Linked DNA regions of Homo sapiens: region 2 is linked to region 1. The links are chromatin loops, found by intact Hi-C in ENCODE. Cell type or tissue: endothelial cell of umbilical vein. All regions are shown on one strand. Each heading gives the region's core, and the rest is flanking DNA. Links, peaks and the distances in the headings are about the cores only. Region 1 has its middle 24 kb from the start of LACTB. Region 2 overlaps LINC02568 (long intergenic non-protein coding RNA 2568).

Region 1 (15,614 bases), core at 3,832-11,831:
AAGGTCTGTAAACACACCAATCAGCACTTGGTAAAAACGGACCAATCAGCACTTGGTAAAAACGGACCAATCAGCACTCTGTAAAACGGACCAATCAGCTCTCTGTAAAGTGGACCAATCAGCAGGATGTGGGTGGGGCCAAATAAGGGAATAAAAGCAGGCCACGCAACCTAGCTGCGGCAACTGATTGGGGTTTCTTTCTGTTGTAAGTGCTTACCATAGAGTTTGTTGCTGTTTACTTTTTGGGTCTGCACTATGTTTATGAGCTGCAACACTCACGGCAAAGATGTGCAGCTTCACTCCTGAAGCCACCAGGCCATGAACCTCCCAGGAGAAACAAACAATTGTCGACACGCTACTTTTAAGAGGTGTAACACTCACTCGGAAGGTCTGTGGCTTTACTCCTGAAATCAGCGAGACCATGAAACCACCAGAAGGAAGAAATTTCAGACACATCTGAACATCTGAAGCAACAAACTCCGGACACACCATCTTTAAGAACTGTAACACTCACCGCAATGGTCTGAGGCTTCATTGTTAAAGTCAGCGAGACCAAGAATATCGGAAGGAACCAATTCCGGGCACGCTATCATCCAAATAGTCCATTACTTGAATTTTAGCTGTAAAATAGCAAAAATTATCACCCACTGGGGTGAGGGGAGGATTTATGTGGTGAGGATTAAAGGGATATGGAGGCAAGGTTAGTCAGTATAGCGTAAATAATGGTTGGTCTTTGGAAGCCAACTGAGTACCAAGTGTGGACATTAAAGATTGCTCCAGTGTTAGGTTTTCATCATCGTGGTCTGCCATTGCAAAATACCACAGACTTGGCGTGGCTTAAAGAATAGAAATTTATCTTCTCACGGTTCTGGAGGCTTGAAGTCTGGGATAAGAGTGCCAGTGTAGTCAACTAATATGAGCGCTCTCTTTCCAGGCTTGTGGACAGCCACCACCTTGCTGTATCCTTTGGCAGAGAGAGGGAGTGGAGGAGAAAAAAAAGCGGGGAGAGGATTTTCTGGGCAAACCAGAGTGTTCCTTGTGTCTCTTCTTATAAGAACTCTAATCCTATCATATCAGGCCGCCACCCTGAGGAACTCATTTAACCTTGTCTCATACTAAAGTAGTCACCCTGAGAATTACGCATTTTAACACAGGAATTTGGGAGGACATAATTAAGTCCATAGCATGTTTCCAGAGAAACCATTATTTCTCAAAGTTGGAAAAGAACACAAAGATCATTTTATACATTTATACTTTTTTTTTGTGGTAGAGACAGGGTCTTGCTATATTGCTCAGGCTGGCCTCGAACGCCTAGGCTCAAGTGATCCTCCCACCTCAGCCTCCTGAGTAAAGAGCATCTTTTTATTTGCTCGTTATTTCTTGGTAACTCATTTCTCTGCTCAGCTTCCTTTCCTTGGGGCAGGCGTTGAGGGGAGGCTTTCTGCTAGAGTCTGCCTTGGGGCTCTGAGAACGGTTATCCCAACAGACTTTAATTATTCTTTTCTAAGGGCTTTCCTGCCCTTGAGTTGGTTATTTACAAAAATGCCTCAGGGATTCCCAGAGGAAGGCCCCCCGAATTCTAATGTGCTGGCTTTCACTCTGGACTAAATGCTCTGTTCTATAGCTCACTCAGCTCATCTTTCCATCTTCAGGAGAGGGAGAAGCTACATTGTGGGGCAGCTTTACTTATTCGCAGAGCCATTTTACCCTTTAGGTGAAGAGACAATCCCAAATGCCGGTATAAAGACTCATCCTAGTGATGGTGATGGCCTCCAAAAGCATCCTCCATGGTATGAGGCCAAAGGTTTAGCTTCTTGGTGAAAGATTGTAACTTCCCGTTTTTGTCCTAAGAGGCTTTTTCTTATTAAATTGTCAGAAGTGGGCTCTCTGAGAAAATCTTAAGAGGCCCTTACTGTAAGACTTTCATGAAGTTTAAAGTGTGGCTGTCTCCGCAGGGCATTACTGTGAAGGGGAAGTTAGATTTTAGTATGTCAGAGTCTTGAATCAAAGTTAGGAAAATCAGAGTTGGGAACTTTCTAGAACAGGCTGGGCAGTCTCTCAGAGGCTTGCACCATCTGGATGGGGTGACAGCATGAGAACCCATAGGAAGGAAGCCTGTGGTCCCCTCCACTTCATCGCATTCACTTTGGCTACCACAGGCCGACCCCAGGGTGGACCCCATGTCTGTTGCTAACCACTTTGTTGCCAAGTTACCCTTCTGGAGGCTCATTTTCCTCAGCATGGCTCTGAGAGGGAGTGCCTCCTTAATTTGTATATCTTTCTCTCTCTCTGTGTATGTAACTCCTCAATTTTGTACCCTGGGCCTCTTCTCTCACCCTAGTCCTGCCCTAGATACTAGTATCTTCCTCAGGGGGATTTGTGTAGATTAAATTACAGAATGTGGGATGGGTGTGGTGGGGTCTGTAATCCCAGCACTTTGAGAGGCTGTGGCTGGTGGATATCTGTATCTATCTATCTACCTATCTACCCATCCATCCATCCATCCATCTATCCTATCATCTATATTATAGATATATGGATAGAGATCTATAATATACATATGTATAATATATCTCTTTCTATATATATATGTGTATATGTTTTTGAGACGGAGTCTGACTCTGTCGCCCAGGCTGGAGTGCAGTGGCGTGATCTCGGCTCACTGCCCACCTCTGCCTCCTGGGTTCATGTCATTCTCCTGCCTCAGCCTCCCGAGTAGCTGGGACCACAGGTGTGTGCCACTACGCCTGGCTAATTTTTTTTTTCGTATATTTTTAGTAGAGACGGAGGTTTCACCATGTTGGCCAGGATGGTCTCGATCTCCTGACCTCGTGACCCGCCCGCCTCGGCCTCCCAAAGTGCTGGGATTACAGGCATGAGCCACTGCGCCTGGCCAAATTAGCTGCTTTTTAAATGGAACCCTAGAGCCCTCAGACATAACGCCGCATATCTACAACTCTCTGATCTTTGACAAACCTGAGAAAAACAAGCAATGGGGAAAGGATTCCCTATTTAATAAATGGTGCTGGGAAAACTGGCTAGCCATATGTAGAAAGCTGAAACTGGATCCCTTCCTTACACCTTATACAAAAATCAATTCAAGATGGATTAGACTTAAATGTTAGACCTAAAACCATAAAAACCCTAGAAGGAAACCTAGGCATTACCATTCAGGACATAGGCATGGGCAAGGACTTCATGTCTAAAACACCAAAAGCAATGGCAACAAAAGCCAAAATTGACAAATGGGATTTAATTAAACTAAAGAGCTTCTGCACAGCAAAAGAAACTACCATCAGAGTGAACAGGCAACCTACAAATGGGAGAAAATTTTCGCAACCTACTCATCTGACAAAGGACTAATATCCAGAATCTACAATGAACTCAAACAAATTTACAAGAAAAAAACAAACAACCCCATCAAAAAGTGGGCGAAGGACATGAACAGACACTTCTCAAAAGAAGACATTTATGCAGCCAAAAAACACATGAAAAAATGCTCACCATCACTGGGCATCAGAGAAATGCAAATCAAAACCACAATGAGATACCATCTCACACCAGTTAGAATGGCAATCATTAAAAAGTCAGGAAACAACAGGTGCTGGAGAGGATGTGGAGAAATAGGAACACTTTTACACTGTTGGTGGGACGGTAAACTAGTTCAACTGTTGTGGAAGTCAGTGTGGCGATTCCTCAGGGATCTAGAACTAGAAATACCATTTGACCCAGCCATCCCATTACTGGGTATATAACCAAAGGACTATAAATCATGCTGCTATAAAGACACATGCACACGTGTGTTTATTGCAGCATTATTCAAAATAGCAAAGACTTGGAACCAACCCAAATGTCCAACAATGATAGACTGGATTAAGAAAATGTGGCACATATACACCATGGAATACTATGCAGCCATAAAAAATGATGAGTTCATGTCCTTTGTAGGGACATGGATGAAATTGGAAGTCATCATTCTCCATAAACTATCGCAAGAACAAAAAACCAAACACCGCATATTCTCACTCATAGGTGGGAATTGAACAATGAGATCACATGGACACAGGAAGGGGAACATCTCACTCTGGGAACTGTTGTGGGGTGAGGGGAGGGGGGAGGGATAGCATTGGGAGATATACCTAATGCTAGATGACGAGTTAGTGGGTGCAGCACACCAGCATGGCACATGTATACATATGTAACTAACCTGCACAATGTGCACATGTACCCTAAAAGTATAATAATAAAAAAATAAATTAATTAAAAAAAAATGGAACCCTATTTTTACTTAAAGGGATGGCTGACAGACAAACTATTATTCTTTTGACTTGGGAATTTGGCGGATATTTTCTGAAAATGAATAAAGTATCCTGTCACTTCAAGGAAATCATACGACAGTATTTGTTGCCACATGGTAAACTGAATTTTCAAGTGAAAATTAGGATTTGGGGAAGCCTGTATCTGCTACCATAAGCTTGACAGCTTTTTAGTTTTTTAGTTTTTGTTTTTTTTAAATTGAGATAGGGTCTTGCTGTGTTGCCCAGGCTGGAGTGCAGTGGCACAAACACGGCTCATTGCAGCCTTGGCCTCCTGAGTTGTAGTGATCCTCCCATCTTATCTGAGCTGGGACCACAGGTGTGTGCCACCATATCAGGCTAATTTTTAAAATTTTTGTAGACACGCATTCCCACTGTGTTACCCAGGCTGGCCTCGAACACCTAGGCTCAAGTGATCTGCCCCCCTTGGTCTTCCAAAGTGCTGAAATTACAGGCATGGGCCGCTGCGCCCAGCCATCTAGTGTTAAAATACTTTTCTTATGAAATTTGTGGTGATAGTAATAAATGTAGTTTTCGATACTATATAATGAACTATGTCAACATTTGGAAGTCTACAACTCATTGAATCAATATTTTCAAAATGGCCAAAGCACAAAAATCCTGCATAAAAAAAGAACCATTTAAAATGCAAGATGAGACTGGTTGTAGTGGCTCACACCTGTAATCCCAGCACTTTGAGAGGTCGAGGCAGGTGGATTGCTTGAGGCCAGGAGTTGGAGACCAGCCTGACCAACGTGGTAAAACACCATCTCTACAAAAAATACAAAAATTAGCTGGGTGTGGTGGCTTGTGCCTGTAGTCCCAGCTACTCAGGAGGCTGAGGTGGGAGGATCGCTTGAACCTGGGGGGTTGAGGTTGCAGTGAGCTGTAATCGTGCCACTGCACTCTAGCCTGGGCGACAGAGTGAGACCCTGTCTGAAAATAAAATAAAATATATTAAAAAGTAAAATAAAACGCAAGATGAACCAGTGAATTTTAGTATGACTGAATACGAAAAGTTCAGTGATACGGTTCCAGATTATACCTTGCAATTAATGTTTAAGGAACTACCATTTGGCTGGGGGTGTTGGCTCATGCCTGTAATCCCAGCTCTTTGGGAGGCTGAGGTGGGCAAATGACCTGAGGTCAGGAGTTTGAGACGAGTTTGGCCAACATGGTGAAACCCTGTCTCTACTAAAAATAAACAATTAGCCAGACATGGTGGTGCACGCCTGTAATCCCAGCTACTTGGGAGGCTGAGGCAGGAGAATTGCTTGAACCTGGGAGGCAGAGGGTGCAGTGTGCTGAGATCATGCCATTGCACTCTAGCCTGGGCGATAAAAGCGAAACTCCGTCTCAAAAAAAAAAATGCCATTTGTTGAATTATAGTGCAGTATCAAAGAAGCACATCCAGAATTATCTGAAAAGTCTAATGACATACTCTTCCCTTTTCCATCTATACATGTATGTGAGGTCATATTTTCTTCATATATGCAAACTATGTCAAAATAAGTGGACTATATAAGCAGATAAAAGAAAGCAGCTATCTTCCGTTTAATGCAAACATTAAATGGATTTGGAAAAATGTAAAAGAATTTCACTCTTTTTTTTTTATTGATCATTCTTGGGTGTTTCTCGCAGAGGGGGAGTTGGCAGGGTCATAGGACAATAGTGGATGGAAGGTCAGCAGATAAACAAGTGAACAAAGGTCTCTGGTTTTCCTAGGCAGAGGAACCTGCGGCCTTCCGCAGTGTTTGTGTCCCTGGGTACTTGAGATTAGGGAGTGGTGATGACTCTTAACGAGCATGCTGCCTTCAAGCATCTGTTTAACAAAGCACATCTTGCACCGCCCTTAATCCATTTAACCGTGAGTGGACACAGCACATGTTTGAGAGAGCACAGGGTTGGGGGTAAGGTCATAGATCAACAGGATCCCAAGAAAGAAGAATTTTTCTTGGTACAGAACAAAATGAAAAGTCTCCCATGTCTGCTTCTTTCTACACAGACACAGCAACCATCCGATTTCTCAATCTTTTCCCCACCTTTCCCCCCTTTCTATTCCACAAAACCGCCATTGTCATCATGGCCCGTTCTCAATGAGCTGTTGGGTACACGTTCCAGACGGGGTGGTGGCCGGGCAGAGGGGCTCCTCACTTCCCAGTAGGGGCGGCCAGGCAGAGGTGCCCCTCACCTCCCTCCCAGACGAGGCGGCTGGCCGGGCGGGGCGCTGACTCCCCACCTCCCTCCCGGACGGGGCGGCTGGCCGGGCGGGGGGCTGACCCCCCACCTCCCTCCCGGACAGGGTGGCTGCCAGGCGGGGACGCTCCTCACTTCCCAGACGGGGCGGCTGCCGGGCGGAGGGTCTCCTCACTTCTCAGACGGGGCGGCCGGGCAGAGACGCTCCTCACCTCCCAGACGGGGTCACGGCAGGGCAGAGGCGCTCCTCACATCCCAGACGGGGCGGCGGGGCAGAGGCGCTCCCCACATCTCAGACGATGGGCGGCCGGGCAGAGACACTCCTCACTTCCTAGATGGGATGGCGGCCGGAAAGAGGCGCTCCTCACTTCCTAGATGGGATGGCGGGCGGGCAGAGACGCTCCTCACTTTCCAGACTGGGCAGCCAGGCAGAGGGGCTCCTCACATCCCAGACGATGGGCGGCCAGGCAGAGACGCTCCTCACTTCCCAGACGGGGTGGCGGCCAGGCAGAGGCTGCAATCTCGGCACTTTGGGAGGCCAAGGCAGGCGGCTGGGAGGTGGAGGTTGTAGCGAGTCGAGATCACGCCACTGCACTCCAGCCTGGGCACCATTGAGCACTGAGTGAACCAGACTCCGTCTGCAATCCCGGCACCTCGGGAGGCCGAGGCTGGCGGATCACTCGCGGTTAGGAGCTGGAGACCGGCCCGGCCAACACAGCGAAACTTCGTCTCCACCAAACAAATGTGAAAACCAGTCAGGCGTGGCGGCACGCGCCTGCAATCGCAGGCACTCGGCAGGCTGAGGCAGGAGAATCAGGCAGGGAGGTTGCAGTGAGCCGAGATGGCAGCAGTACAGTCCAGCTTCGGCTCGGCATCAGAGGGAGACCGTGGAAAGAGAGGGAGAGGGAGACCGTGGGGAGAGGGAGAGGGAGAGGGACGAATTTCACTCTTTTCACTAAAGTTTTCCATCTTAGAAAACATTTTTACTAAAAGTGTTATTTATTTTAATAATGGGTTTATTATTGTCGTTTAGAAATGAATTGGTAAATAAATTTCCCATTTTTAATTTCTAATATATAAACATTGATAGCTATAACCCATATAAACAAAAGCTCTTTGGGGTTCTCAGTAATTTGTAAGAGTAGAAAGGGATTCTGAGACCAAAAAAGTCATTCTCGGGCAGAGGGCCGTGCTGCCCTTTTTTTTTTTTTTTTTCCTTGAGAGTGTTCTATGCCTGTACCCCATGGACTGTGTGTTAACTCTGCATATCCATCAGTTTCCCATTTGAGTGACTAGGAAAACATTTTGCATACAATGCTTTGTGATGTCCTTTGGCCTCTACTTGTTTACATAGTAAGTCCATCTCTATTCTTTTTCTCTTTAGCCTGTGACAATTCAAATAGAATTATTTGGCTCCAATCCCATCTAAACACAGTGCCAGTGTAGATTGTGAAGCCATGTTATGGTACTCAGTGGATGGCCAGAGGACCCAGAACCTGCAACCATGAATCTAATTTTAAATAGTAATCAAATGGAAAGACAGAATTTGAAATTCCATAGGCGTCTGGGGGTGAGTCTGCAGATCCAGCATGAGAAGCCCGACCTTGCTGGCTCAAGCATAGGCGCCCAGAGCCATGGCAGGAACCACAGGGAGGCTGGGAATATGACTGTTGTTATCAATGTGTGGTTACTTAGTTCTTTCTTAGAAACCATCTCAAGAGTTACTCCCTTTATTTCTATGCCCCAGTCTAAGTTTGAAAGATTTTCCTCTGAGCAATCTTGATCACTGAGGGACCAAAGATCTAAGGCTAGGTCCACCCTTAGTTCTTCCTGCCGAAGTCTCCATCAGGCACTGCATACCCCCCGCCTCCCTCTCATAGATGCCTCCTGTTTGTGGGTACTGAGGTCCTGAGTCATCTTCCTGCAATTGTACCACACTGTGGCCTCACCACGTTGCTATCAGGCTCTCCAACAGATCATTGCGTGGACCTCCCCAGGCACACTAACCATTCATACCTCACAAAACATTCCTTTCTGGGCCGGTCACGGTGGCTCATGCCTGTAATCCCAGCACTTTGGGAGGCTGAGGCGGGCAGATCACCTGAGGTCGGGAGTTTGAGACCAGCCTGACCAACATGGAGAAACCCCGTCTCTACTAAAAATACAAAATTAGCTGGATGTGGTGGCCCATGCCTGTATTCCCAGCTACTCGGGAGGCTGAGGCAGGAGAATCACTTGAACCCGGGAGGCAGAAGTTGTGGTGAGCTGAGATCGCGCCATTGTACTCCAGCCTGGGCAACAAACGAGAACTCTGTCTTTAAAAAAAAAAAAAATTCCTTTCTGCGCTTAAAAAGTCAATCAGTAGTTTCACCATAATCCATGTAGCTCAGAGTTAATATGCTACATGCCTCGGCCTCCCAAAGTGCTGGGATTACAGGCATGAGCCACCGCGCCCGGCCAGTCACTTAGTTTTCTAAGCCTCAGTGTCCCCATGTGTAAAATACTACATGCCCTGCCTGCTGTACAGAGTTGGGAAACTCAAACTTGATAAAAGATGTGAAAATATTTTAAAAATTATAGGCCGGGCACGGTGGCTTTTGCCTGTAATCCCATCACTTTGGGAGGCCAAGGTGGGTGGATCACTTGAGGTCAGGAATTCGAGACCAGCCTGGCCAACGTGGCGAAACCTTGTCTCTGCTAAATTTACAAAAATTCTCTGGGCATGGTGGCAGGTGCCTGTGATCCCAGCTACTTGGGAGACTGGAGCATGAGAATTGCTTGAGCTTGGGAAGCGGATGTCACAGTAAGCTGAGATTGCATCACTGCACTCCATCCTGGGTGACAGAGTGAGACTGTCTCTAAATAAATAAATAAATACAATTATAAAGTGCTAGTCAAATGCAAGTTGGTAGTGAAACAGGCCTTGACATATTTCATAGTCACTTTATAATTCTTCCATCAAGGCTGGACAAGTGTCACCTTAGCACAGATCAACCCAGATCAACATACTGAAGATTTAGGAGCACAAGATTCTTTAATAGAGGATATTTTTCTGCCCTGCTTCTTCCAATTGCAGTATATCATATTTGATCATTGTAGTGCTTGATGAATTTATTTTGCAACTTACTACGATAGAATGAGAAATCACTGGCTTTTCCAAATAGATCATGGCTGTCTCCCCATTGGAGAAAGAGGTACTCTGTAGAGTAACTAGGTTAACTCAGAATATCTACACCCTGAAAGGCCAGTTTTCTTTTTATAATGTAAACACATTAAGGGAATTTGGAAATAAAGAGAAATCATCCAGAATTCTACCATCTTAACACAGCTCTGTGTTTTTGCCCATTACAGCCTAGTTGGCATCCATAAGCACTTAAGAGGGCTGTAGTTACAATGTACATATCATTTTGGTTTTCTGCCCCTTTTTCACTTATGCATTTCTCCACATTTCCTTTTTCTTCTTTTTGTGATTATACTTTGATAGGCATCTACATTTCTACCTAGCCTCCGTGTTTATCATTTTAATGGTGAAATAATATTCCATCAACTGAATTAATCATGATTCCTTTTGGGTGAAGATATAGGTTGTCGCCAGGTTTTTCTTTTTCTACTATTAATAATGCTACAACAAACGGGCCAGGCACGGTGGCTCACACCTGTAATCCCGGCACTTTGGGAGGCCGAGGTGGGCGGAACACCTGAGATCAGGAGTTGGAGACCAGCCTGACCAATATAGTGAAACCCCATCTCTACTAAAAATACAAAATTAGCCGGGCCTGGTGTCACACACCTGTAATCCCAGCTACTTGGGAGGCTGAGGCAGGAGAATTGTTTGAACCTGGGAGGTGGAGGTTGCAGTATGCCGAGATTGCACCATTGCACTCCAGCCTGGGCAACGAGCAAAACGCTGTTTCAAAAAATAAAAATAATGCTACGACAAGTGGCTTCTTAAATATAGCTTTTTGCCTTTGTTGAAAACCAAAGTCTCCAGGATAGAATTATTAGCTCAAAGCTTAAAAACTCTTTAGAGTTCTTGCAAATATATTTCTATTGCTTTCCAAAAGGATCCCACAAATTTTAATGCCATTAACATATTTGATCTCATTGCTAACATTCCAGCATTGAGCAATTTATTATAAAATTTTACCAATTTAATAGGTATCAAATGCTGTCTCTTTTAAAATGCTATTTTTATTTCCACAAAGGAAAGACAGTTTTCAAGGGCTACTTTTTTAGAGGGAAAAGTTTTGTCACCAGAAAGATAAATCCAGGTAGCTGATAGTATCTTCATTTACTCTTTTGTCCATACCAAGGACGTAGGAGAGTGATTTGGCACTCAGCCTCCCCTTTAGAGGTTGAGAGCAGCTAGATCTGCCCCTTTAAACCATGACATCCAGGTCTATGGTATGCAGCAGAGTGGATACTACTGAAATAGTTTACACATTCTTGCTGGAACTTACTAATACAGTTTCAGTTTTACTGAACTTCTAAACCAGCAACATAAGTTAAGGATCCAGGAATATTAGATTGGCAACATGCAAATTGACTATCATCTAACAACTGGCATCTAGACTCAGTCAGAAGGAGTTTTCAGGCAAACAGAATCTGGTGTGATGTTTATAGCTGTGTAGCGGGAGCCAGGCCTCTTAGCTTTGCTATTTGTGTCAGTTCCCAAGGGAACTTAAGTGGCAAAAGCCCACTTCAATTTTCTCAGTTTTAGGTTGCCCATTTGCCTGAAAGAAGTGATGTGAAACTTGTGAACCAGAATCTTGGGAATATTCTGAGAATCTCAGATGGAAGGGACCATTTTAATTATGAAATCTTTTTTCATTAAAAAAAAAAATCAGGTAACCCTTTCCCCATTTCACATTTCTGGTTCAGGTACTCAATAAAATGCAAATAGAATGACAGAATTTACTTTGATGAGCTCAAAATCAGTAGCAAAATATAAATCAAGATGCCTTATTAATAAAAAAGTTAAAGATTTGTTAAAAACAATAATGTAAACAGAGATGATTGTAGGTATTTAGGATGTTTAATTGTGTCCCATCCTGCCTTGCCCTTTACATATTTAGCATTTTTTTCTGATAGGAAAGTAAATTGTAGATTGGAAAAAAATCTTATTTTAAAAACAATTGCATGAAGCACATATTATTATGGTGTCTTCATTTTACAAATGAGGAAACAGACTTAAAGAGGCTGAGGGCCCCGAGGTCACACTGCTCAGGAGTGTGTCTCAGCTCCCTTATTCAAACTCTTCTGTTTCTAAGGGTTTACTCTTCTTGCATTTGAAATTGAGCAAAAGTTTAAATTCTTTTACCCAGGCTGCAGAATGGGTCTGGGAAAGACGGTAATGCTGTTGAGAGGCTCACGCATGCAGGTGCTGGGGAGAAGCCATTGGGTGGAGAATATGTGAACAGCAGGTGGCAGCAGTGTCTTTGGAGTGCGTGGTTGTCCCAGGCAGTCCCCGGAAAGCAAGGTCCATGCAATACCATGGAGCCCTGAACCTAATGCCTGACCTTTCATCTCTGACCTCCTGCTGAGCCAGGTGTACTACCTGCCACCTAGTAAGGTACAGTGTATCCCTGGGGAAGGAATTGGGGAGAATATTGGGAAACAGGTGACTTGGGAGTCATTTATAATTGAAAGGCTCCCATCTGGGTAACTGGTATAATGTGTGGTGGTGTGACTCTGGCGTGTTACTTAGCTTCTCTGTTCTTCAATATCCTTTCTGTAAAATGGGGATAATGGCCATCTGCCTCTCAGGATCACTGAGATGATTAAGGGAATGTGATATCTACAAAGCCCTTGGAACAGCCCAGTACTGGGCGCACACTATGTGTACGTTACCTATTATTAATATTCTTTGTTGAAGGCTTTATCGTTTGCAGTGGACTTTCATACCTATCATTTCATTCCATCCTCCCACCATATTTTAAGATGCAAATATTACACCCATTTAATATAATAGAGGCGGACACCGGTTGAGCCAGAGAAAGTACAAATTAGCACGAGCTTTGAAGTCAGACAGATTGGAAGTCAGGCTCATTAGAGTTGTGGGATTTGTGCAAGTTACTTAATGCTTTGGAGCCTCAGTTTCTTTCTAAATGAGTGATAATATTACCTATCTTGTGGGTTTATGACAACATACATGAAGTTTAAAACAACATACATGGTTTAAAACAATATATATGAAGCCATCTGGTGTGGTTCCTCTTCCATAGTGAACACTTAAAATTATTCAAGGGATGTTTTAAAACATCAAAAAGTATTTAGACAGGCACGGTGGCTCATGCCGGTAATCCCAGCACTTTGGGAGGCCGAGGCAGGCGGATCGCCTGAGGTCAGGAGTTCGAGACCAGCCTGGCCAACATGGTGAAACCCCATCTCTACTAAAAATACAAAAATTAGCCAGGTGTGGTGGCGCATGCCTGTAATCCCAGCTACTCGGGAGGCTGAGGCAGGAAAATCGCTTGAACCCGCGAGGTGGAGGTTGCAGCGAGCTGAGATCGCGCCACTGCACTCCAGCCTGGCGACAAAGCGAGACTCCATCTCAAAATAAATAAATAAATACAAAGTATTTAAAAAGGCAAGTAAATTTACTTACAATCCACCACCTAGAAATAACCTTGTTATTACTATGATGTGTTTTTTTCCCCTAGTATTTGTAAGTGATATGGCCGAGCTCCCATCACATATGTGTAAGTCACTCGACCAAGGTGCCAAAGCTAAGACAGGGGCAGAGCTGGGCTCACACACCAGGCAGGGCTGCCTCCAGGGCCAGGTTCTTCTGTGTAGCTACTTCTCCACACTTCCTCAATCAAGTTAAGGATTAAATGTCTTTTGAGAAACTGATGAAAAAATATTTCAAGTGTTTCAAGTTTGAAAATATACACTTACATTCAAAAGCATGTAAAGAAACCAGAGGTACCTAAGACAATCTTATCATATAGTTCAAGGCTGGAATTCTGCCCAGAAGGTAGGGTTTCACTTGCAAAACATGAATTTCTACAGATTTTTGTTTGGCCAACATTTTCACTGTTAAAACATTACTGTTCAAGCTGTTACAACTACAACAAGTAAATTTGGAAAAATCAGTGAACTAATCATTTGACAAATGGATTAAATTGAGTGAATTAATGATTCAGCAGATTGGGTCTTTGGGTGCACTGATTTTTTGGCAAATTGGCTCGCATCTATTAACATGGAGTAGTGCTCAATGTATGTGCTTGTTGAATTAATTAACACATGAATGAATGAGTGCATTGAATCTTGCCATAAATAAAATGATCTTTCCCCCCGAAGGTCAATGACTTTACATGATGTCAGCATTTTAAGAGCCCCAAAAGCTTCTTGAGACAGATATTCTGATTCTAGGGTCACGGCTACTCACCATGTGTGCATCCCAACTCCAAATCCACACTCATTGCCTGGTTGGCTCCTCAGTGAGAGCTGGTGCTTCCCTGTTGGTTCTTAGGGTTGAAGCCCGCTCACTATGGGTCTTGGAGTCAGAAGACCCAGGTTTGAATGTCACTGGGCTTGTCCACATCTTAGCCACGGAACACTGGCCAAGCCAGTGCACCCTGGAACCGTGTTGTCACTGATTACATGGGGACAGTGCTGATGTCTGTCCTGCTTTGTTCCCAGCATCACTGTCACTATCAAATAAAATGGAAATGCTCTCTGGGAGCCGGAAAGTGCTAGGTGAATTTTAGTTCTTTATGAGTTCATTATTATGAAAACCACAGTGGCCATGTGTGTGCTCTGTCATGGAGGGAGTAGGAAGGCTGGGGACGGGTCTCAGGGAAGGAGGGCCATGCCTGCTCGCTGGTAGAGGGTCACTACTCACCTTTGCTCTTTGGTCTCTGCCTTTCTGGTCACTGACACGCATGATAGAAGGGCACACACACCTATTAAACTGCTTCCCCCAGGTCATCTGCCAGTGAGGAGCTGGCAAACCCCAGTGGCCCTACAAACGCCTCCTCACTGGCTGCTTCAGGCTGAGGTCATTTGCCCGGAGCCCCTGGGGTGGGGTGAGAGGGAAGCCGGGGTCCTCCCAGTCACCTTGGGCCCTGTGCGGCCAGGCTGGGTGGCATCCTCCTCCGTCTGGCCTCTCTGCTCCCAGCTCTGAACGCAGCCTGAGAGAGGGCAGAAGGGGTGTCTGCTGGGCACCTTTGCTGCCTCACAGCCAAAGAAACCTGGCTGGGGAGGGCCGGGCAGGGAGGGCACACAGCTGGGCATGACAGGGAGGGCGTGTAATGGCGTAAGCTTGGGAACAGGATCAAAGACAAAGAACGAGGGGGCAAGAGGTGTCTGGAGAACGCAATTTTTTCCTCCTCCCTTTTCTCAAGTGTAAGAGTAAAATCATTAAAGAAAATAATGCGCCCTTCAAAGGCGAATTGGCAATCAGTGTTGAATTTTAGTGCTGGAGTGGGTGACAGCACATCCCAGCTGCAGTCAGGAGACCTACCGCTGCTGAGTGACGCTGCACCAGCCACCCGCCATCAGCCACCAGCCCCCAGCCAAGCGGTCATTTACCACCCACTTGGTCTGGCTCACTTTCTGTTTCCTGAGTTATATTAGCTCTAGTGGAGACCTACCATAACAGTTCATCACGCTTGAAAGGTGCTTCTTCCTCCCAGAGAACTTCACGTCCACCCTCTAAAAGCTCATCTGTCTGAACAGCCCTTCAGGGTTAAAAGCACCTGTGCTCAGATGGACTCTGAATTGGAAGGTTCTGAGGTTCCATCTAATCCTGTTATTACCCAGACTTCAGCTGGGCTCTCATTTCACCTCTCAGAGATTTGGTTCAATTTAGCCTGGACCCCAATTCCAGGGCCAGTTTAAGACCATTACAGGCCCCAGGGTCTTTTAATTATGGAGTCCGCATTCCACATAATATCAAACACATTAGAATATACCCATATTTCACATTGAGTATCACATTTTTGCTGTAGAAAGGATCAAAAGGACTTTATTAATCTTGCTTTTGAAATTATAGCTGCTCATTGACTACATGTCTGGCTATGTTCTCCAGGCTGGCATTGTGCATGCACAGTACATTTTATGGAGGGAGAAAATAAAACCTTAGCGTTATTTTCA
Region 2 (15,614 bases), core at 3,105-11,104, 310 kb before region 1:
TCTGAGTCCTCATGGCTTTTAACCCTCTTGGAAGACAGAGGGAACACATCCCTGAGGGGGCCAGGGTGAGCCCAGGACGGGTGCAGAACCTGGGGTCCAATGCCCGGAACTGATGTTGGGCCCTAGGCTGGATCAGGTGGACAGAGCTTAAATCAGAAGTAGACTGGGCCTGCACTGAGAGTGAGTGTCACGAGGAGTTGAGGAGAGGTGGGGCCAGGGGTTCCAGGAGTGTCGAACCGATGATGGAAGCAGGGAGCAGGTGAGCAGGAGCCAGGTGGGGTGGGAGCCCCAGGAATCAGCAGGTTCCAGGTGGAAAAGAAGCAAGAGGATCAGGAATTTGGCTAGAGGTGACAGGGGCATATGGAGAAGGCTGCTCCTGACTGGCAGTCCTATAGATTCATCGGAGTTAAGAGAGAGAGACAGTCCACCCCAATTGTTCACTCCTATGAGGAATATTGTACAAATTAAAGGAAAAAAAAGAGAAAACCCTATAGGATTAAAAACTGGTCAGGCAGCCAGGTGCGGTGGCTCACGCCTGTAATCCCAGCACTTTGGGAGGCCGAGGCGGGTGGATAACGAGGTCAGGAGTTCAAGACCAGCCTGATCAACATGGCGAAACCCTGTCTCTCCTAAGAATACAAAAATTAGCCAGGCGTGGTGGTGCACGCCTGTAGTCCCAGCTACTCGGGAGGCTGAGGCAGAATCACTTGAACCCGGGAGGCAGAGGTTTCAGTGAGCCTAGATTATGCCACTGCACTCCAGCCTGGGTGACAGAAAAAACAAACAAACAAACAAAAAACAGGTAAGGCGCGGTGGCTCACAGATGTAATCCCAGAGCTTTGGGAGGCAGAGGCAGGCGGATCACTTGAGGTCAGTAGTTTGAGACCAGCCTGGCTAACATGGTGAAACATCGTCTCCACTAAAAATACAAAAATTAGCTGGGTGTGTTGGTGTATGCCTATAGTCCCAGCTGCTTAGGAGAATGAGGTGGGAGAATCACTTGAACCCTGGAGGTTGAAGTTGTGGTGAGCCCAGATCACACCACTGCACTCCAGCCTGGGTGACAGAACAAGACTCTGTCTCAAAACAAAATACAATAATAAAAAATAAAAACAAACTCTTTCATACACTGGCATCTACTTTCCTTTCTAGCCTCACCTCCACCAGTTTTTTTTTTTTTTTTTTAGTAACCTACATCCCAGCCCAAAAAGTCTGTGTTTTCCTTAATACCTTGTGCTTTCCTGCCTCTATGCCTGACTAAGCCATTTTTTGTCCCCAAAATGTCAATTCACTGGCTCTCTGCCAGTGGAAATCTTATTCGTTTATCCTGAATAGGCAAAGGATGCCAACTCATTTAAGAGATACGATTAGGAAGAATATGGAAAAATAGTTATCAAAGAAATGTGAATTAAAATAACAACAAGGCATCATGGCATAGTTATAAAATCATAGCAAATTATAAGAAAACCAAAAACAGCCCACCCAGTGCGGACACCGTTTTGCTGAAACAGGTACATCTATTGCTGGAGACATTGTAAATGGGCTGCGATATTTCTTTTATGTATCAACTTGACTGAGCTAAGGGATGCCCACATAGCTGGTAAAACATAATTTCTGGGTGTGCCTGTGAGGGTGTTTCCAGAAGAGACAAGCATTTGGATTGACAGGCTGACGAGGGAGGATCACCCTCACCAATGTGGGCAGGCACCATCCAATCTGTTGAGGGCCCAGATAGAACAAAAAGGCAGAAGAGGTGCGAAGTTGATCTCTCTGCTTGAGCTGGGACATCCATCTTCTCCCGTCCTTGGATATCAGTGTTCTTGGTTCTCTAGCCTTTGGACTGGGACTGGGACATATGCTTTCGGCTTCGTGGTTCTCAGACCATTGGGACTGGACTGGAATTATACTACCAGCTTTCCTGAGCCTCCAGCTTGCAGACAGCAGTTACAGGACTTCTCAGCCTCCATAGTAGGCAATCCCTCAGAATAAACCTTTTTCTATATATCTATATGTATCCTACTGGTTGTGTTTTTCTGGAGAACCCTGCCTAATACATGGGCCCAAACTTCTGGGGGAAACAATGAAGTAATATATTTCAAAAGAGACAGAAATGTTCCTGTACCTTGATGCCCATCAATCCTATTTTGCAGAGTTGAGCTAAACAAAATGACACTAAAGAAAAAAAAAGCTACGTGCATAAAGATACCTCTTGCATCATAGTCATCATAATTTTTAACAGTGAAAAGACTGGAAATAGCCCAACTATCTCACAGCAGGGGACTCTAAAGGAAATTACACTCAGACAGATGGAAATTATGATGATGAAGACTATTTAGCCAAAGGAAATGCTTATAACATAATGCTCACGAGACACAAAGTTTATTGTGACTACACTATAAAAATCACATAAATGTATGGATAAGGATATATAAGGGAACAGAGAGAAAGGAAAATCACTACTTATTAGGGTATTATTTTTATTAGAGTGTTGCTGATGTAATAAAAATCTCCTAGAGGAAATTTCCTTCAAAACCCCTGATTCGTTTTGTTCCCATCTGGTCTGTGGTCCTTATTGCATTGTGCCTTGAGTGTAATAATTTGTGTCCTAGTTTTAGCCCCGTTTGGACCATAAACTCTTCAAGGGCAAGGACTATGTTTTACTTTTCTTTGTCTCACCTGAGCACTTGTATCTCCCTGGAACGTAATAATATTCAACAATTATTTATTAAGCAAATTAACCATTGCTAAGGATTATGTTGTGCTTAAAAATAAAATTCAACAGATCATTCTCTCCATTCTCCTGTCTCCTGGCAAAAGGCACTCAACTAAATAGATATCTATATTATCTTTAGGCTTCCTGGGAAGGAAAATCCACATTCAGAAATCTAGCATTTTATACCTGGAATGAAACATAGATGCAGTAATGCGGGCAACACTTGGGAATCTGGGAAACTGAGGCTCTTGGGACTTATTTACCTTTGCCCCTTAAGGCAACAAGATGTTTAAAAATTGAAGTCATTCTTAGGTTTACCACCTGGGGCCAACTGGATCCTGGCCAGAAGGAAAAAACGATCCACCACTCCTAATGGGAGCCCAGAGCTGCTGTGCCTAAGCCAGGTCTCTCTTTTACGAGCCTGTCAGGGCTAATTAGAAGACAGGAAATGTGATAACATGGCTCAAGCTTAAGCTTCCCAAAGAAAATAACAGGAATCCAATGCTGAACTCTTTTTAGGTACTGATCCCTTATTGCCTGCCAGACGCTTTATGCACATCAACTTACGCTCCCATTTTACAGATAAAATCTTAATGTTCAGAGAGACTATGTGATTCACCCAAGGTCAAATAGCTTTTGTTTCGATGGGGCCTGTCAGGATCCCAAAGCAACCACAGGCTCTTAAGCATCCCTACCCAGCATGCCTTGGAACTCACAATAAATAGGCCCATTTTGTCTCTCTGTCCAGGTTGATGAAGCCTCGGCATCTTCCTTTTCCTTTCCCCTTTATTCTTGCATGTACAGATATTGGCCCTTTTCTGCAGCCTGGCTGCAGAAAAGCCTATTTTCACCTGGCTTAACATTTTTCTTGTTTTCAGACTGGGTCACCAAGCCAATGATTTTATTCCATGCTCTTTGAATCCACTGTGGTCATCAGTCATTTTCTCCTGAAGAAAATCACACACTCCCTTGTATCAGTGACCTTTCCTGAGGTCTGAGCATATATATCATTTCTAGGACATGTTTTCTTTAACTGAATACAGTCTCGCATACTGGGGATAAGGTTTGGGGATTGCTATGATTTAGATGTATCCCTTCCAAACTTCAGGTGTTGCCAACGTGATAGTGATATTAAGAGGTGAAGACTTGGCTGGGCGCGGTGGCTCACGCCTGTAATCCCAGCACTTTGGGAGGCTGAGGCAGGCGGATAAGTTGAGGTCAGGAGTTTGAGACCAACCTGAGCAACATGGTGAAACCCTGTCTCTACTAAAAATACAGAAATTAGCCAGGTGTGGTGGCGGGCGCCTATAATCCCAGCTACTTGGGGAGGCTGAGGCAGGAGAATTGCTTGAACCCAGGAGGCAGAGGTTGCAGTGAGCTGAGAGCATGCAACTGCACTCCAGCCTGGGTGACAGAGCAAGACTCTGTCTCAAAAAAAAAAAAGAAAAAAAGAGGTGAAACCCTTAAGAGGGGATTAGACCATGAGGGCTCCACCCTGAGGACTGAGACTAGGTGCCCTTATAAAAGGGCTTGATGGAGGGAGTAAGTCCCTCTTGCCCTTCTGCCTTCCACCGTGTGGCACCATCTTGGAAACAGAGACCAGACCCTCCCCAGACAACAAACCTGCCAGTGCCTTGGTCATGGACTTCCCAGCCTCCAGAACTGTGAGAAATAATTTCTGTTCTTATAAATTACCCGGTCTATGGTACTTTGTTATGGCAACACAAACAGACTAGGAGAAGGATTAAAACAGCAGTTGTTCCAGAACAGTTTCTTCCAACATTATGCTGATTTTCTTTTTTCTTGGACGCTTTTTTACAAGTTGCACTTTTTAAATGTGATATTCTCCTACTCTTGCTGAGGCCTCTACTCCTCTTTTCTTTCATACATTTTTGTCTGTGGTGCAAAACTGACACTTTTTTGTTTCTCTAATGCGAGCAACAATAACATCTAATTAATATGCAGCTACACTCAGGCCGAGGCAGAAACCCTTCCATCTGCTGTTCTGCGATAGCTGCTTCCCCTTTTGCTCACTTATGTTCTTTTTAGCTTATTCTGTGCCCTTTAAATTGCCTTCCTAAAACATAGAATTCCACATCAACTCAAAATTAGTTTAGAAAATAGATGGTGCTTGGTAAGTTCCAAACTATAAAATCCTGCCCATCCTCGGCAGTCTGGGGCTTACACCATTAAACATTAAGTGGTAGCAGATGCTTCCTGCCTGGGACTCAATTTCTAGGCCTATGTTTCGTTACTCCTTCTAAAAGATAGATTTTTTTTCTCTTTTTTCAGTCATTGAAAAAAAAAAAACAAAACACTAGGTTTTGGCCAGGTGCGGTGGCTCATGCCTGTAATCCCAACCGGGAGGCTGAGGCGGGTAGGTCATAGTCCAGGAGTTAGAGACTAGCCTGGGCAACATGGTGAAACCCTGACTTTACAAAAAAATACAGAAATTAGCTGAGCATGGTGGCATGTGCCTGTAATCCCAGCTACTGGGGAGGCTGAGGTGGGGGAATTGCTTGAGCCCTGGAGGTGAAGGTTGCAGTGAGCTGTGATCACACCACCGCACTCCAGTCTAGGCGACAGAGCCAGACCCTGCGTCAAAAACAGAAAACAACAACAACAACAAAAAACACTAGGTTTAAATAAAATGTAAACTTCTGTACGGCGGCGGGGAGAGGGGGGTAGTTTTGTGACAGATGTCTTGTTTTCAAAAACCTAATTGAGGAATGGGCTGCCATTTGTCTTCCCATCATTAGAAACTCAATCCTGCATGTCCTGGGGAGCCCAGTTGTAAACCTTAGTTTTTTTAGAAGGATGATGATTCCCCGCAAAGCCAGGCTGGCACTGTAGAAATCCACAGTCAGAAAGAACCACAAACCAACTCCCCTGGGTGGCGTGGTCCAGGCATCGCTTTATTTAGATGAATTCACACAGAGGTGCTATAGTGTGGTCTGGGCATATGATTATATGGTTTCGATGTCATGGAAACTTACAGGAAGTCAAGAGTGCTGTGAATCCCAGCTCACACATTTGCTGTGTCTACCTCAGTTTCCCTTTTTCTCAAATTGGCGGTGTAACTAGTTCTTATTTTGTAGGTATTCTAGTCCCCAAATTTCTTTTTAAAGAAACATGAGAATTTACTATAAATGCTACATAAATCCCAAGTTCGAAGTGCCTTTGGGCTAAAACCAGCTTTGAAGTGAGGCAAGAACTCAGGCTCCCTTCTCTTTTCTTCCCCGAAGATCCTAAGAAGAACACACAGCCATGGCTAGACCAGGGGAGCCAAGGAAAAGGAAGAGAAATGGTTACTTTCACTTTGTTCTTTAAGCCCTTGAAAGAGAGGTGACTCAGTGTGCCTCAGGAAGGGAGGATCCATCTAGCTTTCAGCATTTTCCAAGGTCCTTTTTGAGATGGGCACCAAAGTGACAGGCTCAAAGGAAGGCTTTCTTTCTTTTTTTTTTTTTTGAGATGGGGTCTTGCTCTGTCGCCCAGGCTGGAGTACAGTGGCGCGATCTCGGCTCACTGCAACTTCCGCCTCCAGGGCTCAAGCGATTCCCCCACCTCAGCCTCCTGAGTAGCTGGGATTACAGGCATGCGCCACCACGCCCAGCTGATTTTTGTATTTTTAGTAGAGACGGGGTTTCACCATCTTGGCCAGGCTGATCTTGAACTCCTGACCTCGTGATCCACTCACCTCGGCCTCCCAAAGTGCTGGGATTACAGGTGTGAGCCACCACACCTGGCCAGAAGGCTCTCTTTCTAATGTAAACTTTCACTGGCAGTCAGAAGGTGTCACTTACCAGAGTATTCTAATTCTTAGCAAATCGTCATTGCACATAAAGTGAACACAGTACCACATCTCCACGCATTAGACACATCGTCACTGAAACCATGCAGCCTCATTCAGAAATGACCTTGTGTCTGAGAGCTCATCTTCCTGGAATCATTTTAGTTTGATCCTTTCAAGGCTGTGAGATTTATTTTCAAGTATTATTTTTCTTTTCAAAAGTTATTCATAATTCAATTTAATTTTAAAAGCTTCATATACACATATCTACACAGATATGCACACGTACACTCACGCCTGGTACAAATCCAAATACTATACAAGGGTTCTCCACATAAATGTCCATCCCAGCCAAACAGCACTGTGTTACCAGTTTCCCGTGTCTCATTCCAGAGCCGTTCTATGCATAAAATATATATTTTTAGGTATTTTTTAAGAAGATGTACTGTTTAATTTTAAAGCTACTTTAGCATAAGACAAGGTAAAAAAGTAGGAACCTATAGATTAAAAAAGAAAAAAAAGGGCCTGGGGTATAATTGTTTTAAATGACGTGTTGATGTGTTGAGTTTAAAAATATTTTGATGTGTTCCAATGCATGGAAAACAAGATGGTCTGAAATCATTGTCCTGAACAAACTGTCCAATGTGATTACATATTTTGTGTGTGTACCTTGGCAAGGTCACGTTAACAAGTTTACATAATAATATACAGAAAACAGGAAGCCACCCAATAGACTGGAGTGAGCAGGGAGGGACAGGGAGGAGCAGAAAGACCGTCTCAAGAACTGCCACTTAGAGAAGAGGTGCTGAGAAGGAAAAGAGGTGAGCCGAGCGAGGTAAACAAAGCCTCAGGCCCATGCTTTCCAACAGGATTGTCTGCAATGGTGGGAATGATCGCGTCTGCGCTGTCCAATATGGTAGCCGCTAGTGCTGTTGAACACTTGCAATGGAACCAGCGAGACTGAGGGATTGAATTTTTATTTTAATTTTGTTTTACTTAATTTGAATTTAAACAGCCACATGGGGCAGTGGTTACCATACTAGATCGTGTTGCTCTGGGGTTTGTAACATCTTGGGAGGCATCAATGGGCTTAGAGAACTAAGAATGGAAAGGGGGCAGAGGATAAACATGGGGTAAATAAAAGCAGAAGAGGAAAGAAGGAGGGCAAGGAGCAGGAGAAAGAGTGACATTCAAGTGGAAAGGCATAGACTGAGAGGAATAATTGTCTTAAGTGATGAGTGGCCCCTGATCTCACTTGCTGAGACCTTCTGGTGTGATTCTGAGGTCTTCTGCAACCGCACACAGAAACAGTCTCTTCTAGAGCAATACTGTACTTGCTTACCCTGGGAGGCCTGTAGGTCTTCATCTCCTTATCTTATTGTGAAGGGAGCAAGGGTACACAATCCCAGGGACTCCCCTACTCCATTGTGTGAAATAAAATAGTTTACTCCAAGAAAACCCCACAGTTTTGATACTCCACTAGGTGTCACCATTAGCCAAAATGAGCTTTTATTTTTTATCGTTTTTAACCTGCAGAATTTGGTGAGTTTCTTCTCTGGGTCTATTGTTGATCTTTACAATTCATTTAGGTATTTTCCTACTTTGTCACAGACAAAGCAAAGTGGCTTGCGCTCCTGGAGGCTACCCAATAGGGATACTCATTCTAATTTGGTTTATTTTTCGTTGCAGTTAAAACTCAGTTACTAAGGCCGGATGTTGTGGCTCATGCCTGTAATCCCAACACTTTGGAAGTATGAGGCAGGAGGACCGCTTGAGACCAGGAGTTCCAGATTGGCCTGGGCAACATAGTGGGACCCCCATCTCTACAAAAAATTTTTAAAAATTAGCCAGGCATGAGGGCGTGCAACTGTAGTCCCAGCTACTTGGGAGGCTGAGGTGAGAGGAGCATTTGAGCCCTGAGCCCAGGAGATTGAGGCTGTAGTGAGCCATAATTGTGCCACTGCACAGACAGAGCTCTAGACCTTTTCTAAAAAAAAAAACAAAACAAAACAAAACAAAAAAACTTCTGCTAAATACCACAAATGTGTGTGTGTACACACGTGCTCGGCTTCCCAAAGTGCTGGGATTACAGGTGTGAGCCACCATGCCTGGCTAACATTCATTCTTAAATATTTACTGTGTGCTATGCAGGGGCCCCATGTACACTGCACAACTCTGGGGATGGGAGCAGAGGGCACAGTTTGCACAGACCTCAATGTAAATAGTGTTTCCTGAAGTTGTGCAGCCTAGCAGCTCTGCAAGACTCTGGTCTGGGCCATAAGAACTGTATTAGTCCATTTTCATGCTGCTGATAAAGACATACCCAAGACTAGGTAATTTATAAAGAAAAAGAGGTTTAATGGACTCACAGTACCACATGGCTGGGGAGGCCTCACAATCATGGTGGAAGGTGAAATGCATGTCTTACATGGTGGCAGACAAGAGAGAATGGGGGCCAAGAGAAAGGTGAAACCCTTTATAAAATCATCAGATCTCGTAAGACTTATTCCCTACCACACGAACAGTATGGGGGAAACCGCCCCTATGATTCAGTTATCTCCCTCCAGGTCCCTCCCACAACACATGGGATTATGGGAGCTGCAATTCAAGATAAGATTTGGGTGGGGACAGCCAAACCATATCAGGGACAAAATCATGAGGAAGATATGGGCCCTGCTTTTTCCATCCTCTCTGTTCTATTTCTTAGGAGAGTTCCTTAGTCTAAAACCTTCTTTGTAACTAGAAATATCTATGCCCTATATAAATTCTCAGAGTTATACATGTAACAGTTAGCTTTCCCTTCTATCCTTGTAAAAACAACTAAAGTTTAGTTCCTTTTCAGAGAAGTAACACCTCTCCCTGAGCATTATTTTATTAATAAGGCAAAGTATTATTCCAGCTGGATAAATCAAGTCATGGCCTTTGCCCTTGGGAAATTCAATAAGATCCAAAATAAAATCCTTAAGTTTTGCATATCTAAATTTGGCCTTTGAACAGAAGAGGAGTAGTAGCAATTGAACATGAATCTGGGGATCAGGACCCCTAGAATCTAGCCTGACTAGGCTTTCTTGGGGAATGTACCAGTTAGGTTGGGGGTAAAACAAACCACCCCAAAGCTTAGTGGCTTAAAGCAATGAACACTCATCATTTTTCATGATTCTGTGAGTCAGTTGAGCCGTTCTGATCTAGGCTGGTATGCAGATCGGAGGTGTGTAGGTGGCTCAACTGGGGTTGGCTGGCCTCCCTCACATACATGAAATTGACAGGCTGGTTAGTTGAGGAGGACTTAGCTGGGATGGTTTGTCTCTGCTCCATGTGATCTCTCCTCCTCCACTAGGCTAGCCCAGGCTTCACATAATGTTCTCAGCATGGTGGTCTCAGGGTATAAAAGAGCAGCAAGAGAAAGCAAGCTTCAGTGTGCAAGTGCTTGAATATTTCTTCTTGTGTCACATTTGCTCTTGTCCCATTGGCCAAAGAAAGATACATGGCTAAGCCTTGAGTCAGTGCGAAAGGTATTATCCAAGGATGTTGTAGAGAGAGGTATGAACAAATTAAGGACCAGTGTTGTAACAATCTACTGAAAAAATTAATTTAATTTCTCCTTATCTCAGTGTTTACCAAGATGATAATATTAATAACACTTTCTTGACCTACTTGCCAGGAAAGAAAAAAAATAAACACATGGAAGAAACTACTGTATATCATTCAAAGAAAAGGGACAACATAACTATTATTCATCTTACTTCAGTTTACTCATCTACCTTTTTCACGTCTCGTCCACAGCACGGCTAATCTATCTATGGGGCAATTAGGAATCCCACTTAGTGAAAATTCCTATCAAAAATAAAGGTAACAATTTCAAAAGAAAATTTTGTTTGTTTTCATAATTTTCACCAGCAAATTGGTACATTTTATGGGTTGTGTGTAAGGATACCCACTAAGGATGTAACTAGCAGGATTCTTCGAGAATAGAGACCCAGGAATGTCTAACCACAGGATAACTTTCACAATTGCCCTTATATGTTAGACTTGGCAGATACATTTTGGTTTTTTGTTTATTTGTTTGGAGAAGGAGACTTGTTCTGTCACCCAGGCTGGAGTGCAGTGGCACGATCTCCGCTCACTGCAACCTCCATCTCTCGGGTTCAAGTGATTCTCCTGCCTCAGCCTCCCGAGTAGCTGGGATTACAGGCGCCCACCACCATGGCCGGCTAATTTTTGTATTTTTAATAGAGATGGAATTTCACCATGTTGGCCAGGCTGGTCTTGAACCCCTGACCTCAGATGATCCGCCCGCCTCAGCCTCCCAAAGTGTTGGGATTACAGGCATGAGCCACTGCGCCCGGCCTACATTTTGTTTTAAATAATTGCTCAGCATTGTACAAGTTGAACACCTGTTATAGCACTCGGAGGACTTAATCACATAAAGAAAATGACTAGGAGTTTATAGTACATGTTTTCTTTTTTTTTTTTTTTTTTTTTTTTAATGAGATGGCGTCTTGCTGTGTTGCCCAGGCTGGAGTGCAATGGTGCAATCTCGGCTCACTGCAGCCTCCGCCTGCTGGGTTCAAGCAATTCTCCTGCCTCAGCCTCCTGAGTAGCTGATACTACAGGTGCCCGCTACCATGCCCGGCTAGTTTTTATATTTTTAGTAGAGATGGGGTTTCACCATGTTGGCCAGGTTGGTCTCAAACTCCTGACCTCAAGTGATCCACCCATCTTGGCCTCCCAAAGTGCTGGGATTACAGGCATGAGCCACCCCACCCGGCCTACAGTATATGTTTTCATTCCTATTTGCATGGTGCTGAGAATTGCTGAAGATAACACCACTTCTGGAAATTCACACTCAATCTTACTGGAACTGAGATTAGCCAAGAAAAGGATTACTTCATTCTTACTAAAAACTTATCTTTCCTACAAATCGTGGTCTTCATTATTTAACCTGATGAATAAACATTTATTGGGCATCTACTGTGCGTGAAAAACTGAACTAGAGATAGAAATATGGATAAAACACAGTTTTTGCTCTGCTGGCAACAAACTATAAGGCAAATCTGACAGATAAGTGCTCCAGGGAGTATTGAAGAAGGAATGATTTACACCAATGGCATGAACTAGAGAAAACTTCTTGAAGACAACTTTTGTTCCGAGCTTTGAAGAATGAGTAGCATTTCTCAATGTGAGAAAGGGGAGAGAGAATTCCATACAGAGGTAAACGTATGGTAAACAGAGGGTTAAAGTGCACAGCATTTTTTGGGGAAAACATCACCCAGGGTAGTTGGAGTGTAGGGTGTGTTATGGGAAGTAGAAAAGGAAGTGAGGCCAGCTTGTTAAGACCTTTGAATGTGATATTAAAGGGCTTACATGAGGGCTTTAAAGGCCCTTGATTAAAACATTCTCATGATTATAACTATTTTAGAAGTGTCATTCTGGCTTCTGGATACTGACACAATGGGGACCCAACAGGGGCTCCTGGCTATCTCTGTCAACCTAGTTCTGGGAGTGTCTCAGAAATGGTGCAACTGATGGATCTGAGAATCTAATGTGATAATTGTGAGAAGTTTCTAGAGGGACAGCAAATGGTTGGAGCCCAGTGTATGTGTTTGCGACTGCAGACTGCAGGGGAAAAGGGACAGTGCTGTAGGTGGGGAAGATTTTATCTTAGACTATTTTCCTCCCTTGTATTTCCATGGGCAGATTATAGTCTTCCCCAACTCCACTGCAAGACAGAACAGTATCACTAGTCCTGCACCAGCAGGAGATGAAGCTTGTGGGTACATCAGGGGAAAGGAAGGAGATAACAGGTAAAGATACACCCACATTCCTTCTAAGAACTGCCACTCCTCAGCATAGTATTGGAGGTCCTGGCCAATGTGATAAGACAAGAAGTACTAGGTATAGGATTTGAAAGGAAGTAGCAAAACTGTCGTTATGTACAGGTGATCTGATTATCTACATAGAAAACCTCACAGACTTAATAGAAAAACTTTTAGAACTAATACTTACGTTCAGCAAGGATGTCAAGAAGAAGATCTGTTTAGAAAACTCAGTTGCATTCTTCTACAACAGAACATTCAACCAGGAAACCTAATAGAAAATAAGATAATTTTCAGAAGAGCAACACAACTAAAAAATCAACTTAATATTCAAAATAAATTTTTGGAGAAAAATATAAAACTATCAAAGGACATTAGACTTAAGGAAAGAGATATGCCACATTGGTAGACAAGACTACTTAACATGTAAAGATAACAATTCTCCCAAAATTAGTCTAAAAATTCAAGGCACTTTCAGTATAGTCCCAACAGAATTTTTTGAGGGAATAAAAAAAGCATATTCAAAATTTATATAGAAGAAAAAAACAAGGTCCACCATCAGTTGAGCCAATTTCAGAAAAAGAACAAAGAGGAATGACTTGCCCCAGTATACTCCAATGCTATATAATAAAACATTACGGCACTGTGGTGTAGAAGCATGGAAATAGAGTAAGGGTGAGAAAGTGTCAGAAATTCATAGGTATGCTTATGTGTTTTGTTGTATGTGCACCTGATGTATGAAAAACAAGTAAATGGGGAAAGGATGGGTTGCTTAGTAGACAGTGTAGGGAAGATTGGCTCACTACATGGAAAAAAATTAAGCTGCATTCCTAACACCATAAGCAAAGGTGAACTTCAGAAGAATTAAAGATATAAATGTGAAACACCACCCTACAAAACATAGATATGCATGTGTATGCATATATATACGTCAGAATATATTTATGACCTTAGAAGTGGGGAAGAATTTTTTTAAAAAACATTCAAAAAGTGTAACTGTATTCCCTGCCCCTCAAATTGATGACTATATCAAAATTAACAATAATGACGATGGCAGATATAGTTATCTAAATGAACAGACAGGTGATAGACTGAGAAAAAAATATTTGAGACTCCCAAGACCAGCAAGAGATTATTATACAGAATATATAAGAAAGTCCTACAAATCAATCAGAAAAAGAGAATACAACAGGAAAATGGGCAAGGATATGAATATGTGACTCACCCCAAAAAACCCACTGGTTTTGCTCAACCTCACTAGTTTTTTTGTTTTGTTTTGTTTTGTTTTGAGACAGAGTCTCACTCTGTTGCCCAGGCTGGAGTGCAGTGGCACGATCTCGGCTCACTGCAACCTCCGCCTCCTGGGTTAAAGTGATTCTCCTGCCTCAGCCTCCCGAGTAGCTGGGACTACAGATGCCCGCCACCACGCCCAACTAATTTTTGTATTTTTAGTAGAGACAGGGTTTCACCATGTTGGCCAGGATGGTCTTGATCTCCTGACCTCATGATCCACCCGCCTCAGCCTCCCAAAGTGAACCTCACTAGTTCTTAGATAAATGAAAATTAAAACAATAGCAAGACTAAGTCTTTTTACCCATGAGGTTGGAAAATTAGGAGACTGGATAATACCAAACTCTGGCAGGTTGTAAGGAAACAAAACGGAAAGGAAACAAACACTGTATTCTAGGGCATGTCAAAGATAGAGCCAGGCACCGGTTAAAGCAGCCAGGACAGGTTTTATTCAGGGACTACTGCAATAAGGAAAAAGAGTAGAGTGTGAACAGAGTACCTGATGCAAAGTACTGGAGACTATTTAAAGATTAAGGGAAAGGCACTGTGGGGTGTTAAGGGAGGGTTAGTCTATGTGATTGCGCCACCTGGATTTGTTCACTGGTGCTTATCCGAAGGATAAACACACTTCTCCTAAAGTAAGGCATCCATAGCAGTTAGGCCCTTATCCTCCTGGGAGAAGAGCTATAGCTCCCTGAATATCTGCATTTCAAAGAGAGGGCTCTCAGATCCTTGAGGAGACCGTTTTGGGTGGGAGATTTACATCTCAAAGGGCAAAGGAAAGATTTATAATTGCAAGCTTTCTAAAATAACTGCTCTAAGAGGGAGCTCAGGGGCTTATCTGCCTATCACCAGGTTTTGGCCAGAATAAACAGTAAATTCTCCTGGCAGCATTGAGCTTCCAGGCAAGCATTTTAAGGGAGGCTGGTATCATCCTAGGGACATGGTCTTAAGCTGCTAGAAGCCATGCTAGGGTTTGGTCAAGTCTCTTAGTGCAGGGGTTTGGACAGAGTCATTACGGGCAGAGAGTTCTGCAGTTCGCAGTCACAACCTAGACGTACTTTGTGAAAATAAATATGCATCAGCAATTCCACTCCTAGACATATGCTTCCGAGAAACTCTTACACAGGTCCTAAAGGATCACGGACAAAAACACTCACCTCACTGTAGTACTGGTAGCAGGGAGCTGGGGCATTTGCTAGGGGAATGGATAAGTAAATGCGGTAGGTAGGTTTAAAAACCAAACCACACAAAATAACATATTTTTGTTAAATATAGTGAACTGCAAATTTCTCTTCAAAGAATCAGCACGTCAGTAGTTTCAGCTCTCTTATTCTTTGATTCTCCATTTTAAAGTTTAACTTCCTGGTTCTCTTTGCCCACTTGCTTCTAGTTTAAGTAAACAACTTTCCCCGTAGTCCTAATCAGTAGTTCACATCTGTTCCCCTGGTCACCTGCTCCATCTTGACTCATTGTGGTCATCTTCTTTGACCTGAGTCACCCTTGGTCACCTTCTCTGACCTAAGTCACCTTTGGTTACCTGTTCCTAACTGTCCTTCCTGCCAAACTACTCACTCCGCCACTCTGACTCATACCCCTGCCCCTTTAAAATAGCCAATCAAAATTAGCTTAGACTGTGCGGTCCAACCCTAGCCAACAGGGGAACAACACAGCAGCAGGGCCTACCTGTGTCAGGAATCAGAACTCCTGCCCCTCCCCTGTCCAGGTGTGCTCTCGCCATTGTTCCATCTGTGATGAGCACCCTTTCTGCAGAAAGTAAAAATTGCTTTGCTGAGAGAATTAAATGTATGTTCGAGTGCTATTTCTTTGTGGCACCAGGGAACAAACATTTCTAACATTTTGTAAGTTCACATACATACCCAAGAATACATTATCACAATATCAGAGTGACAGCGTGTGGGAAGAAGGAGAATGGGTATCAGAAATGAAGGTGGGGGGGAAATCAAATAAATAAAACAAGAGCAACTCCTTACACGATGGATAA

What was found. Peaks named below come from ENCODE experiments on the same cell type or tissue, not always from the same donor. Only the 100,000 strongest peaks of a DNase experiment are listed, where the experiment ranks them.
Region 2: a loop joins it to region 1, with 10 times the contacts of the local background. A loop is called at or near these places in 6 of 110 quality-filtered maps.

What each region holds. Positions count from the first base shown.
Region 1 is chr15:63,090,091-63,105,704 of GRCh38, reverse strand. No RefSeq gene overlaps it. Among named protein-coding and RNA genes, the nearest start is that of LACTB, 24 kb to the left of the region's middle. RefSeq lists a silencer at 8,301-8,595 and an enhancer at 11,563-15,359. In endothelial cell of umbilical vein, for the core only: no CTCF peak of the experiment used is centred there; DNase peaks (open chromatin) are centred at 7,924 and 8,434; H3K27ac peaks cover 1,891 bases.
Region 2 is chr15:63,395,363-63,410,976 of GRCh38, reverse strand. It overlaps LINC02568 (long intergenic non-protein coding RNA 2568), which reads right to left. Exons shown (of 7, transcript NR_120375.1): 3 at 15,296-15,376; 4 at 12,510-12,590. Among named protein-coding and RNA genes, the nearest start is that of LINC02568, 13 kb to the right of the region's middle. In endothelial cell of umbilical vein, for the core only: a CTCF peak has its summit at 7,986 (motif pointing right); DNase peaks (open chromatin) are centred at 3,166 and 7,986.